2 separate regions of the Homo sapiens genome follow, and region 2 is linked to region 1. Evidence: chromatin loops called from intact Hi-C (ENCODE). Cell type or tissue: stomach. All regions are shown on one strand. Links, peaks and the distances in the headings refer to the core of each region. The heading gives the core; the rest is flanking DNA. Region 1 overlaps RAPGEF5 (Rap guanine nucleotide exchange factor 5). Region 2 has its middle 7.5 kb from the start of RAPGEF5.

Evidence for each region. A loop is a pair of places that touch in the nucleus more often than their neighbours do. Peaks named below come from ENCODE experiments on the same cell type or tissue, not always from the same donor. Only the 100,000 strongest peaks of a DNase experiment are listed, where the experiment ranks them.
Region 2: a loop joins it to region 1, with 4 times the contacts of the local background. A loop is called at or near these places in 3 of 110 quality-filtered maps.

Annotation. Positions count from the first base shown.
Region 1 is chr7:22,300,476-22,303,398 of GRCh38, forward strand. All of the region lies in intron 5 of RAPGEF5 (Rap guanine nucleotide exchange factor 5), which reads right to left. Among named protein-coding and RNA genes, the nearest start is that of RAPGEF5, 55 kb to the right of the region's middle. In stomach, for the core only: no CTCF peak of the experiment used is centred there; a DNase peak (open chromatin) is centred at 1,496; H3K27ac peaks cover 568 bases.
Region 2 is chr7:22,363,192-22,366,114 of GRCh38, forward strand. No RefSeq gene overlaps it. Among named protein-coding and RNA genes, the nearest start is that of RAPGEF5, 7.5 kb to the left of the region's middle. In stomach, for the core only: no CTCF peak of the experiment used is centred there; no DNase peak of the experiment used is centred there.

The sequences.
Region 1 (2,923 bases), core at 93-2,592:
TCCTGATTATTTTGTGTCAAGTAATTCTGTATTATATCCTGGCCATTTTGAACATAATGCTATACAGCCTCAATGATTCCAGCTGCAGTTCAGTTTTCAATGCCTTTTCTATGGTACCTTGGGTCTGTCCCGCAGATGTCCAGCTCAGGAAACTCACATTTGTGTAGTTCATACACAAAATTAATGAAACCCTTCCCTAGGTTTACCCTCTCCTGGATTCCCCTACACTCTCAGACTAGCTGGGGCTCCTCTGCCCAGTTCTGACCAAAACCAAACACTCCTTGTCTATCATCTGCCTGCACTGCCACCACCACAGAGCTCTGAACCTGGGACAAACCTGTAAGAAAAAAGGAGAATCAAGACAAGGATTTCTCCATCCACCCCACCCCATCACACTCTTCAAAACTACAGGGACCCATTTTCCTGATTCTTCTTGCCAGAAAGATGGGGTTTCTACTATAGATTTTGACAACTGTGCCACCACTGATCTCCCTGTCTACATCTGAGGCCTGCCTTTGAGGCAACGCTGGGAAATAAAAGAAACGGAAAGGGAAAACTCACACCTGTGTAGGTCACTTCTCCAAAGTTTCACTTCGTTCCATAATTTGCCTGCTTTTGTTTACTTTTGAGGGGCCTCGGGTAGTTATTGTTTGTATTTTATCTAGAGGTTTCAGCTGTAATCAATACAAGAGATAGGCTGTAGTAGACTTGCTCCATCTTGGCCTGAACCTGTAGCTCCATCAATAGATTATTCTTCATAAGACTCTTCAGTGGAATTCGTTATTATCTTGCCATAGTTAACGTCTCATAAACAAGAGGCCAAAAAGTCAAGGTTTGCAGCAAAAAAATTAAGAGTAGGGCCAGGCGTGGTGGCTCACGCCTGTAATCTCCGAACTTTGGGAGGCCAAGGCGGGTGGATCACAAGGTCAGGAGATCGAGACCATCCTGGCTAACACAGTGAAACCCCATCTCTACTAAAAATACAAAAAATTAGCTGGGCGTGGTGGCGGGCGCCTGTAGTCCCAGCTACTTGAGAGGCTGCGGCAGGAGAATGGCGTGAACCCGGGAGGCGGAGCTTGCAGTAAGCCGAGATCGTGCCACTGCACTCCAGTCTGGGTGGCAGAGTGAGACTCTGTCTCAAAAAAAAAAAAAAAAAAAAAATTAAGAGTAGATAGGCCGAAAATATGCATTTCAGTTCTATTGTTAAATGTAATAAGATAATGAAAATGTAGAAAACACAAAAGACAGGAATAACCTATAACAAAAACTAATTTTCAATAGTTGGGAAGAGCTGAATATTCCACACAGTAATTACAGATTTTTTTATGAATTTAGAAATGAACTGTATGACATATTTTCATTTCTCAGGAAATAATTTTGGTTTTTTTCCCACAGCTTCAGAACCTTTGTGATAAGCTCCCAGGTATCACTTGTGGCACACGACTTGCCAGCTTGTTATCTGTATGAACTGAGCTCAACCCCTGTTAGTCGCTGAAGGCCTTACATTATTTACATATCGTCATATCCCTCACAAGGCCAAACACGGAAGCTTAAGATCAGTAGATGCCTGGTAAGTAAGTCGCTCCACAGAGTGCTGGTGACAAGTGGTTGTCTTTTCCCAGACCCTCTGCTCCCTGTTCATCTTCCTCACCTAAACATTAAGAGAAGCAAATTCCACGATCTTGTAATCCCTTTTGGATACAAATATGTATGAAGCTAAATTTGTGGACTTTTCAGAAGTGTCAGCCAAGTGGCGACAGGCAGCATGTTTGGTAAAATCTTTCTATCACAGTAATATTAGCCAGTCAGGACAGAGAGGGGGCTGTTTCAGCAGAAGCCATGTGGCTGAACAGGGTGTATATGGGAGCCACAGCCAGACCTTAGGAGTGTCAGCAATGCCAACAGACATCTAGGAAGGCCAATCAGCCAGGCAGGACCACCAGCATTAATCAAGCTGACACCCAACTTACACCAGCCTCATGCTCCAACAGCAGATGCCAAAAGAATGCCAAGAACAGTTATATCTCAGGGGCACAAAGGAGCTGGCTGCCTATCCACTCGCAAGACCAGTGAGGATGAAAAAATGCCTACTCTGACAGGAGAGCCTCCCCTGTCCTCCTCTGCCAAGGTCAAGGCGCCCAGACCACTCGCCATGTACCCAGAGGCTACCTTGAGAAACAGGGAGAAATACAGAGACTGGGCTCTTTTACTAAAAGACACTAAAAAGTTAACTAGAGAGACTTTTTAAATTCCTGTATTAGAATAACTTTACTAAAGGGTGCTTCTTCCCCCCACCCCACCCCCGCCTTTTTTTTTTTTGGTCATTCTGCAGGATGGCAGTTCATGTAGACAAACATCAGATCACTTAGAGAAAAACAAAGAAGCTACATTTTCTTTCCATATTTGAGTGCAATATGAGTTAAATTTTAGCAGTCCTCTCTATCTTAATCACAGCATAAATGTTAACTATTGTGTAAGTGGTAGGATACAGTTTTATGCATTCAAGCTTTACAGACTGTCTATTCAAAGCCCTACCCACTCCCACCCCTGGCAAGCTGGGAGCTGCTATAACCACAGCTGAATTGAAATAGTCAAGTTCCCTCACAGCCTAAAGGCCCAAACAAGGTAGTGTTAGAAGCATCTTACCAGTCCCAAGGGAATAATTAGACTGCCTTTTCCTACGCTGTTATTTCATCATTCCTCACCCATTCTTCCTCAACTCTCTGCTTAAAATAAAAGAGCTAGAAACAGTACATTCTGGATAACTTGATTTGGCTGTCTGTTGGAAGGAGATACCATAACTGTTCTTTTTTCCCCCAGAGATAGTACCCTTGACAACTGATTCAGTCACTTTTTTTTTCTAATTATCTATTCAGTTTGGGTATAAAAGTTATTTTGTATAAAATTCTGTTTCTTCAAACTA
Region 2 (2,923 bases), core at 263-2,762, 63 kb after region 1:
CTGGTTTAACAGCTCTCAAAAACAGAAAACTTGCATATAATTTTGTCTCTCTATTCAACCCTGCCAACCCTCCAGAATGTAATCACCAAAATGGATTAAATATGAGCACAACCTTCCCAAGGGCTAAGCTGGTTTTTGAGGGTTTAGTTTTATATATATATATATATATATATATATATATATATATATATATATATATATATATACACACACACACACACACATACACACACACACACACACACACATGTGTATATATATAAAAATATGTATATATGTATATATATAAATATGTATATATGTATATATATAAATATGTATATATAAATATGTATATATATGTGTATATGTGTGTGTGTGTATATATATATATGTGTATATATATATATATATAGCAGTTATACCAACTAAACTAAAGGGTGCCCAGATGAAACTTCAACCAGCAAGAAGAGGAGGTGAGCTAGAACTGAAGAGAAAGGACTGGAGAGAGAGAGATGCCAGTGTTCAAAATCATGATGGTAAACAGTGGAGCTAGACCAGGGTGCTCAGGGAATAGAGGAGTAGCAGGGACACTCTGTCTTTGCTAAGCTTGAAGAACATGCTGCAGGTGACTTTCCATCTCCATTTGTATGGAATTTCAGGCAGTGACTCTTATGGCTTCTCTCATTTAATTTTTGTGGCTTCTCTCATTTAATTTTAAGAGAACAAAAAGCAGATCCTTGCAGGAGAAACCCAAGTCTTCCCGTGCTGCCTCTGCTGAGAATGCCAGACAGAACGGTTTGAGTACTTGATACTAACTCTATTTTTATGTTATCTTATGGAATGAATATGCAATTGAGAGAAATGTAGCAAAATAAGGAAACATGTTTCCAACCTAAAAATGTTAAGCCTTATTCATTTTATTTCCGTTTTCAAGAATCATAAATGTAACTATCTGCTATCAGACTGTTCATGACAAACCTGTGTGACACTGTGCTATTATTTTTGTAGTACATCACGCACTATGCATCATGCAAATATCCCCCTTGGGGATGATAAACCTTCTTTATATTATTTGCATTGGTGGCTCCAGCCAGAGACAGTGGCTGATAGGCATGGGTGCCAGATGGGGGCTCCTCCCTATAAGTTCATCTTCTATTCATTCACTAATAATCTTGAAAAAAAGTCTGTCTGTTCATGCCATTTCATATGCTGTTTACTACCACCATCCTGGAAATTTCTTTTTTAAAGTCAGTTGTGCAAATTCACCAGGCCCTTTAGTACTTAGGACATTTTTGAAAAAAAAAAAAAAAAATCTATGTGGTTGAATGCCCAAGAAGACAGAGGAAAAGGGTGATAAGAGAACTAACTTAACCAACAGACAGCAAGAAAGCCAAGACAATGGTGTCCCTTCTTTGCTTGTGGAAATCTACTCATCTTTACACAGGTCAAACAGTAGCTCCTCCTAGAAGCCCTCTCTGTTCTTTCCATTTGGGATTAATCCTTCCTTGGTAAACCTCAGCATTTACCTAAAATTATGATTCCACATTTACCACCCGTGTTATCATAGTCTATCTCTGCATTTGAATTAAGTCAGATTGGCCCATCTCAGCTATGCAAGATTATAAACCCTTTGAGGGCAGAAATTATTCTTTTTTATATTCTCCTCTCGCATCTAATACAGTGGCTACCATGTACTAGATTATAAGCAAATAAATGCACGCATGAATGAATGCTGGATGGATGAACAAATGAATGAACAAAATCATGATTAGCTAAACACTGCAATCCTAAGTTAAGGAAAGCAAGACAGAGGTCTCAGCAGATGCAGAGTCTCTGAGGTTGTAGGAAAGTACATTATCCCATGGGTGATGGGAGGCTATAAATGGACACCAGATGGTGGCATGTTCAGATCAGCAGGGAAGGAAGATGATTTTAGCATCAATATGTAAAGTGCTTTAGAATAGGGAGACACTGAAAGCTGGGCAGCCGGCAAAGCAGGTTACAGGATCCCAGGCGTGAAGTATTAAAATGGTAATCCATAAGATCAAGTTCATGGAAGCTTCTTCTGTGCTTTCTTTTGCTATTTGTATCAGTGCATTCTGTGTACAGAATTTCTGTGCTAATCAAATGAAGTGGTGTTTGTAACGCTGTTTGCACACTTTAAAGCTCTGCACAGATAGCACTGCCTTTCTTATAGGATTGAAAGAGAAGGGGCAAATGAAATGATGCCCTGGATAAATCAGGGCCTGGACCAGGAAAATAGGAGAGAAGACAGTGGAAAAGGAAACAAGGATTCAAAGTCATGCCCACACAGAAATTAGAAGCCTTTAAGAATATGCTTCTCCTCTGTCTGTGAATGTTAAGCATTTGTAGCATTGATCCAAGCTAAATACAGAATGAGCTGTGAGCAAACCTGTCTTAGAGGGTACTGGCAACATTATATGAGCTCAGATTGGCTTTTGAAGATCTCGATCAGAAGATATAAATCTGGGCCGAAGTACACTGAAAGCAGCAGAAGGTGTCCCAAGTTCTTAAACATAAAGAAGCCTTTAGCTTAGAGAAAATGACAGCACTCAAGGAATGACAAGGGAGTTGTTTTCAAATATTTTGAACGTGTTGAAAAAGAATTGGACTCATTCTATGCAGAGTTAAGACCAAAGTGGGAAACTACAGAGAGAAAAGTTTCTTCTCAACATAATAAGTGTTTTTCTATCCATTTAAAGTCCTTTTTAAACCTGGAGTGGCCCCTGTCCTTGCAAAATGGGGAGCTTAGGCAGGATTTGGTGGGATTTTGTTTCATCAGATGGAGGATTGGACTAAATGACCTGTAATGTCCTTTCTAATCAAAGATTCAGTTATTTCACTGGCCCTAGTACATAATGAAGTGGCTATAGGGCAGGGATTCTCAGACAGTGATCTGAGGATTCTGGACTTGCTCAAA